Linked DNA regions of Homo sapiens: region 2 is linked to region 1. Evidence: read pairs that join two places in POLR2A ChIA-PET (ENCODE). Cell type or tissue: GM12878. All regions are shown on one strand.

The links. Peaks named below come from ENCODE experiments on the same cell type or tissue, not always from the same donor. Only the 100,000 strongest peaks of a DNase experiment are listed, where the experiment ranks them.
Region 2: POLR2A ChIA-PET joins it to region 1 with 6 read pairs; 8 of 35 experiments call an interaction of 5 or more read pairs at or near these places.

What each region holds. Positions count from the first base shown.
Region 1 is chr5:143,416,601-143,420,600 of GRCh38, forward strand. It overlaps a transcript of NR3C1 not described here. Among named protein-coding and RNA genes, the nearest start is that of NR3C1, 15 kb to the left of the region's middle. In GM12878, no CTCF peak of the experiment used is centred here; a DNase peak (open chromatin) is centred at 1,871; H3K4me3 peaks cover 607 bases; H3K27ac peaks cover 1,407 bases.
Region 2 is chr5:143,510,835-143,514,834 of GRCh38, forward strand. No RefSeq gene overlaps it. Among named protein-coding and RNA genes, the nearest start is that of NR3C1, 110 kb to the left of the region's middle. In GM12878, no CTCF peak of the experiment used is centred here; no DNase peak of the experiment used is centred here.

The DNA.
Region 1 (4,000 bases):
CCTCTTCAGCCAGCTGGAGTTAGCTAACACTTGCATCAGAAAGGGTCCTGACATCAGAAGTAAAGGTCTAAAACATGGGGGTGTTGCTCCTTCTGGAAGAGACAGGGAGGTTAAGGTTACCAGACATGGAGGATGACCCCAAAAGAAAAGGGGAGCCCAAAAGAGAAGCCAGTTGAATGTCTAAAAATAAACTTTACCTGCTTCACAAGTTTGGCTCGAGTTTCCTTTTAATGATTAACTAGATGAGATGGTCAAACTCCTTCTTTATTTAAAATACACAAACATAAATAAGAATATCAGTCTTCAGTTAATTCACCTATTCTGGTTACATCTGCCTCAGGTTTCTATTTTTTTTATTAATACATAAATTGCTTTTCTATTTTAGGCTGTGTTTAAAAAGAGAGAGAGAGAGAAACCTGGTAATCCTCTAAGAAATGTCTTACGTAGTTTTTCTTTAGGGCCTAAATTATTACTCTACTTTCCATATTGATCCAGCCTTTTGTTTTATTGTTTTGTTTATAGTAGATTTGGTAATATATTAACAGTACCTATAAATATGATCTAGTGGAATTATGTATTAAAATATTTTAATATCTTCTTAGCATTTGCGATCTTGAAACTGAAACTTGATAGCTGAAGAAAAAGTTCCATTAAGATGAAAAATCAATCCCTTAGTGGAATTAAATCCACAATGCTTATATAAAACATTGCTTCTGTCTTATTTACATAAACTTTATACTTCTCTCTCTCATCAGTGGCAGGGGAATATGGAGTGGGATGTCATTAGTTGGATTCAATAGACATTTATTTACTTATTAGGAGCTTGAAATAGACTTGAGACTCTACCTCCTAGTAGACACATGTCTTTAGCAAGTTACTTAACTTTTCTGAATGTTAGTTTCCTTATCTGAAAAGTAAGGTTAATAATATTATCTGCCTCAGGAGGTTCTTATACAGATTAAAAAAGATATTCTCTGTAAAGCATTTAGCATGGTCTCTGACATTTAATTAATGCATGGTAAAGTAACTTATTATTACGCTTTCAGAAAGTGAGATAGCCCTGTAGGCACACCCCAAGCAGAAAGTACACGCCCATACACAATACACTAACTTCCTTCAAACGAAGCCCCTTTTCTCCTTACATCATGGATTGTGAAGGGAGCACCTGTCCAATAAAAGAAAGATTCTGTAAAAGAAATCCAGGCACTGGCTGGAAATTTTCACTATATGATTTATCAGGCCTCTCCCAGCTTTGAGGTCCTATAATTCTATAAACCACACAAGTTTACATATCACTGTGGGATTTGATCCTTATGAAACCCAAGAGAACCATAGGTTTTCCACATCCAGCTGAGCATGCTCAAATAAAGACAGACATTTAAAAGCATAGACATTGATCACGTGCTCTTTAACCAGCAAAATACTACAGCCAAAAGAAACAGAAGCACAGAGAAATAAAATGATTTGTTTGAAGTCTCATTGATTTGCCAAGAAACCAGACTGAATGTGCAAGCTTTCCTAATTCCTAGTTGGGTTCTCCACACACTAAACATAGTGATATATAATCTTCAGTTGTCAATATTTACCTTTTATGAGTTTATTGCTTGTCATGTGTTAACTCATAAAGCCATTTATTTACTTATATCAGTGCCATCAAAAACCCTTTAATTTCACAATCACAGTTTGTGTAACGTAGCAGACAAAGCACTGGGCTGGGACAAGGGACTGGGTTTTGGTTTTGGCTTTGTCCCCCTTTCTTCCTGCCCTCAACTGCATGATTTGGGCAAGTTACTTTTCCCCTTTTGGACTGTTTGCCTTTTTCTGCTTAAGTATCTGGACTTTCCCTTCCCTTCTTTCTCAACCCACACAGAAGTAATTATGTTTCTTTCATTATCTCTAACTGCAAAGTTTTTACTAGACAGCCCATATTTACTGGTCATCTGCTGAATGCCTCTGTGCAGTGAGCTGGAGATAGAGGTAAATAAGGTATGGCCCCTGCCCTCAGGGCTTTCCCAGTTAAGAGGGCACAGGGTGTGAAGGGGCACAGGTCAGAAGGTGAAGGCAGGGGTCAGGGAAGGCTCCTGGAGGAGGCAGAATGAGACTTAAAGGGTAAACAGTTGGTGCTGGGTGGCAGGCAGGTAGACATAAGCTCCAGTGATGACACAGATTATGCTGAAAGGAAGAATAGTGTTAACAGAACTGGCTTGGACGAGGGCAGAACTAGAAAGAATCCAGACTCTGACACTCCAAGTTGTGTGACCTTGACCTAGTTACCTCTGTTTCCTCATCTACTAAGTAGGCATAATGATCGGGTTTCCTCTTAAGGCTGTTGTCACAATTCAATGAGATTACATTTGCTAATTTTAGTGCAGTATTTGGCATTACTATAGGTCAAATATCCCTAATCCCAAATTCTGAAATCGGAAATGCTCCAAAATCCAAAGCTTTTTGAGTGCTATCATGATGCTCAAAGGAAATGCTCATTGGAACATTTCAGATTTTGGATTTTTGGATTAGGGATGCTCTACCTGTATGTATTCTGCAAATATTTCAAAATCTGAAAATATCTGAAATCCAAAACCCTTCCTGTCGGAAGCATTTTGGATAAGGGATATTCAATCTATATTACTACCAATTTATTTTCACCAACAACATGCTGTTATACCTGTTCTCTTGTCCCCTCTTTCTCTTCCAAGGACACGGGCATATTCATACCCTGCTATCAAATATATTTTGTTTATAAATATTTTCAGTAACACACTGAAATACTTATTTGAAGCACTATGATAAAAGAAATGTGGCATTCCATGCAATACTTTGGGGAGTATCGGGGAACCTGCCCCGATAGTCACATAGGTTCTTTTCTATTTTCCCTAAGCGTCAGCCAGTTTGAGAAATAAAGGGACAGAGTTCAAAAGAGAGAAATTTTAAAGCTGGGCGTCTGGGGGAGACATCACATGTTGGTAGGTTCCGTGATGCCCCACAAGCCGCAAAACCAGCAAGTTTTTATTAGGGACTTTCAAAAGGGGAGGGAATGTACGAATAGGTGTGGGTCACAGAGATCACGCGCTTCACAAGGTAATAGAATATCACAAGGCAAATGGAGGCAGGGCGAAATCACAGGACCACAGGACGGGGGCGAAATTAAAATTGCTAACAAAGTTTTGGGCACCATTGTCTTTGATAACATCTTATCAGGAGACAGGGTTTGAGAGCAACTGGTCTGACCAAAATATATTAGGCAGGAATTTCCTCTTCCTAATAAGCCTGGGAGCGCTATGGGAGACTGGGGTTTATTTCATCCCTACAGTTTCAACCATAGAAGACAGCCACACCCAAGGGGGCCATTTCAGAGACCCACCCTCAGGGGCATATTCTCTTTCTCAGGGATGTTCCTTGCTGAGAAAAAGAATTCAGCAATATTTCTCCCATTTGCTTTTGAAAGAAGAGAAATATGGCTCTGTTCCCCCTGGCTCACCGGCGGTCAGAGTTTAAGGTTATCTCTCTTATTACCTGAACAATTGCTGTTATCCTGTTCTTTTTTCAAGGTGCCCAGATTTCATATTGTTCAAACACACATGCTCTACAATTTGTGCAGTTAACACAATTATCACAGGGTCCTGAGGCAACATACATCCTCCTCAGTTTAGGAGATGACAGGATTAAGAGATTAAAGTAAAGACAGGTATAGGAAATCACAAGGGTATTGATTGGGGAAGTGATAAGTGTCCATGAAATCTTCACAATTTGTGTTTAGAGATTGCAGTGAAGACAGGCATAGGAAATTATAGAAGTATTAATTTGGGGAACTAATAAATGTCCATGAAATCTTCACAATCCACGTTCTTCTGCCATGGCTTCAGCTGGTCCCTCCGTTTGGGGTCCCTGACTTCCCGCAACAGGGGAGATCATAGACATGCTATTAATTATAATGGTTTTCCCTAGAACACTAGTTTTCAACTGGGTGATTTTGGCCCTAGGGGATATTTGGAAATTCCTG
Region 2 (4,000 bases), 94 kb after region 1:
GAGTAGATGCAATTTTGCTGTCATGAATTTCTTTTGTTGCTCTATAACCTCTACTTGTTCACTCAAGTAGGTTTATTAAGCTCCTCCTATCAAACAACATAGCATAGTGACTTGGGAACTAAATTCCTGGGTTTAAACCCCCAATTCTGCCATTTACAAGTTGCATAATCTTGGGCAAGTTTCTTTTAATCTCTCTGTACCTCAATTTCCTTATCTGTAAAATAGAAATAATAAGAATACCTGTCTCACAGGGCCACTGTGGAGATTAAGTAAATTAATTATCTGTATCTATATCTACATCTAGCTTTAAACAGTGGTGGGTCCATTGTAAGAGTTTAAAAAATTTTAGCTGTTATTATTACTTCCAGCTGTAATTGCTGCTAAAAGTAGTAGTCCTATAAAATTTTGGTAAGGACAGGGCTCTTCTGATAAGTTCATCAGTTCTTCAGGGTTAAGAAGATACTTAACAATTTTGAGGTTATTAATTTTCTTGGGTATGACAAATAGCTCCAACTTGGTAAACTGATGTCCAGAACTGGTTTGGGGGGTAAAGACTCCAAGCTATGTCTAATAGTAAAGAAAATAAATACCATTATGTACCTGCTAAATAAGCTGTTCTTTCCAAATGGAAAACATTGCAGTCATTTCAGTTTGCTACTGAGTTCAGCCAATGCCATTGGAGCAGCACAAATGGAACATAATATAAAAGTATACACACAATGTACTGTTCTAAATTCAAAGAGTGCATTTCTCTTACACAGCTATTCCCCGAAATTTTCAGAGAGATGATGCATAGAATGAGGTGGTTATTAAGCTGAAAATGAACAACAGTAAAACAGAGGAGGAATTGCAAGCACTGATAGAGTTGAAGGGAAACCATTAAATATTATAGATAACAGGAATGGAGGGGGATTGTAAGAAATCTCATTAGCCCTGTTACTTTTTGGGAAGACTAAGGCTACTATAGTTTGAAATTAATGGACAAAAATCTTTAAAGAAGCTAAAAAGAAAAAAAGATGTCCACAGATGGAAAACTTACTTGTTTGTGCAATAGCCTATTGTTTAGTAATGCTCCTAAGAAAGTGACTTTTGTGCAACCTAAATTCCTAACACTGCTAAGTCTGCCTAAATGATGCTGCTGCCACTGTAGGAAAAAAAAAATACATAACTAGTATTCTTGAGAAATGGTTGGTCCTGTTGTTACTGTTTTTGTTGTTCTACTTAGTTTAACAAAATATATTTCAAGCTTTCTGTTTATATACATTTTTGCAGAGGGGGCTTGTGCAAGGCTTAGAAGTACAGTAGAATGGAAATATTTTAATCTTCCTTAAATAATTCACAGGACACTACAGGGCCTTGGGGCTCATTAGAAAGATGATTATGACTGGGCAGGCAGATGTAGAAAGCTGAGAAGACCTGGCTTAATCTTTGTTCATACTATACATATCTTGGAAGTAATACTTTTTATGGGGTGTGGGGTGAAAAGGCAGTCAATGTCAGAGCCTTTTCTGAAGAGAGTGAAAACTGAAACAAAACAAAATAATGCAGTTCCAGAAAATTAGAAGATTGTGACACTAGTTCTAGTTCATATAATTTTTAATACTTTTATTGAGATATGTCACATACCATGAGATTACCCATTTAACATATACAATTCAATGGAAGGTTTTCATTATATTTATAGGGTGGTGCGACCATCACTACAGTCAATTTTAGAACATTTTCATCATCCCCAGAAGAAACCCTATACCCATTAGCAGCCACTCTGTATTCCTGTTACCCACTTCATGCTCCAACCTCAGGCAACCACTAATCTACTTTCTATCTCTATGGGTTTGCCTATTTAGTACAGTTCACATAAATGGAATCATACAAAATGTGATCTTTTGTGACTGGCGTTTTTCACTTAGGATGATATTTTCAAGTTTCACTGATATTGTAGGATGTGTCAGTACCTCATTTCCTTTATTGATAAGATTCCTTTATATAAATATCGCACATTTTGTTTATCTTTTCATCAGTTGATGACATTTAGGTGGTTTCTACTTTTTAGATCTTATGAATTATGCTGCTAGGAATATTCATGCATAAGTTTTGTGTGGGCAGATGTGTTTCTCTTAGGTCAATACCTAGCTGTGGAATTGCTGGGTCATATGGTAACTCTATGATTACCATTCTGAGCAACTGCCAAACTGTTCTCCAAAGTGGCTGCACCATATACTATTCCCACCAGCAATATATGAGGGTTCTAATCTCCACATCCTCGTCCAACATTTGCTATTATTTGGCTTTTTTATTATAGCTTCCCTAATGGGTATGAAGTGATACCTCATTGTTGTTTTCATTTTCATGTTCCCAACGACCAAGGATGTTGAGCGTCTTTTCATGCACTTATTGGCCATTTATGTATCTTCTGTGGAGAAATGTCTACTAAAATTCTTTGCCAAGTTTTGAATTGTGCTATTTTTAATTGTTGAGTTATAAAAGCTCTTTATGTATTCTAGATACAAGTTCTTTGTCAGATATACATGATTTGCAAGTATTTTTCCATTTTGAGGGTTTTAAAATATCAATTTCTTGTTAGTGCCCCTTGAGGCATAACCATTTTCAACTTTGATGATGTTCAATTTGTTTCTTTATTTTTAAATTGTTGTGCTTTTGGTGCCATATGTAAGAAACCATTGCTTAAGCCAATGTTACAAAGATATACACCTATGTTTTCTTGTAAGAGTTTCAGAGTTTTAGGTCTTAAGTTTAGGTCTATGATATATTTTTGAGTTAATTTTGTGTATGCTGTAAGAAAGGGTCAACTTCACTGTTTTGCATGTAGATATCCAGTTTTTCTAGCATCATTTGTCGAAAAGACTATCTTACTCCGTTAGCTCATATAATTTAAAAAGCCATAGGGAAATATTTAAAAATTCAGCTATTAAACACATATCTGTGTGATACCAAACATTGATTTTGTGGATTTTTCTTCCTTACCAATACATTGTTTGACTTTGGACCAAACAGCTTTCATGTATTTGTCCATGTGTTTCATTAATTTATCAGTGGTATGTTGAATGCCTATTAGGCAACACTGGGCACACAGTGAAAAATTCGATAGTGGGTGCATTGAACCTGAGGCCAGTTCCTTCCTCCATAGAGAAGGGATGGGAACAGTAGATGATTCTTGCATCTTCTGTCTCTCTTCCTCTCCAATACTCCAGTCTTAATATGCAAGGGCCGTCAACATGCTATTTTCCCCTATCTTCAATGCTTTTCTTATTTGTTCTCTCCTGATGAACTCCTACTCACTTCAGTTCTCAACTAACCTTTCACTTTCTCAGGGAAGATTTCTTGTTCCCCCAGGTCAGTTCCTCCTTGACTTCAGCTGTGTAGGACTTACATGATGGTAATGAATGAATTAATTGGTAATTGTTGGCTTGATGTCTATCTCCACTGTTGGTGCGATGGCTTCTCCAGGATGGGTACTTTGTCTATCTTTCCCTGCTCCCTATTGCATATTGCTTGAGAGAGTAGGCGCCAGAGTCAACAGGCTGATCTGGTGAGACTCCTAGCTGTACTTAGCCACTCTGAATCTCTGTTTCCTCATCTATAAAATGGGGATAATAATGGTACCTCCCTCACAGGGCTCTGTAAGTATTGAAGAATAATAGTATGTGAAGTGCCCAGGATGGTGTTTGGCACATGGAAGCTGGTTAAAATCTATCAAATGAGTGAATGGTGCAATTTGCCATGTCCAATGGATGCATGTGGCCAATGTACACTTCCCATGGAGGCTGGAGGAGAAGGTTGAATGACTGAATGGGCACAATGAATCCCTAATAACATACTGGAATCTCAGGCAACCCCCCAGCATCCTGGATGGAGGTCAAACATCCTGAGAAGGGGGAGATGATGTCTTTCTGAGCCATTGTCTCCAAAACCACTAAAAACAATTATTAGCCAAACTACTTTTCCACAGAATACCAAGTAACAAGTTTGGCTGATTTAA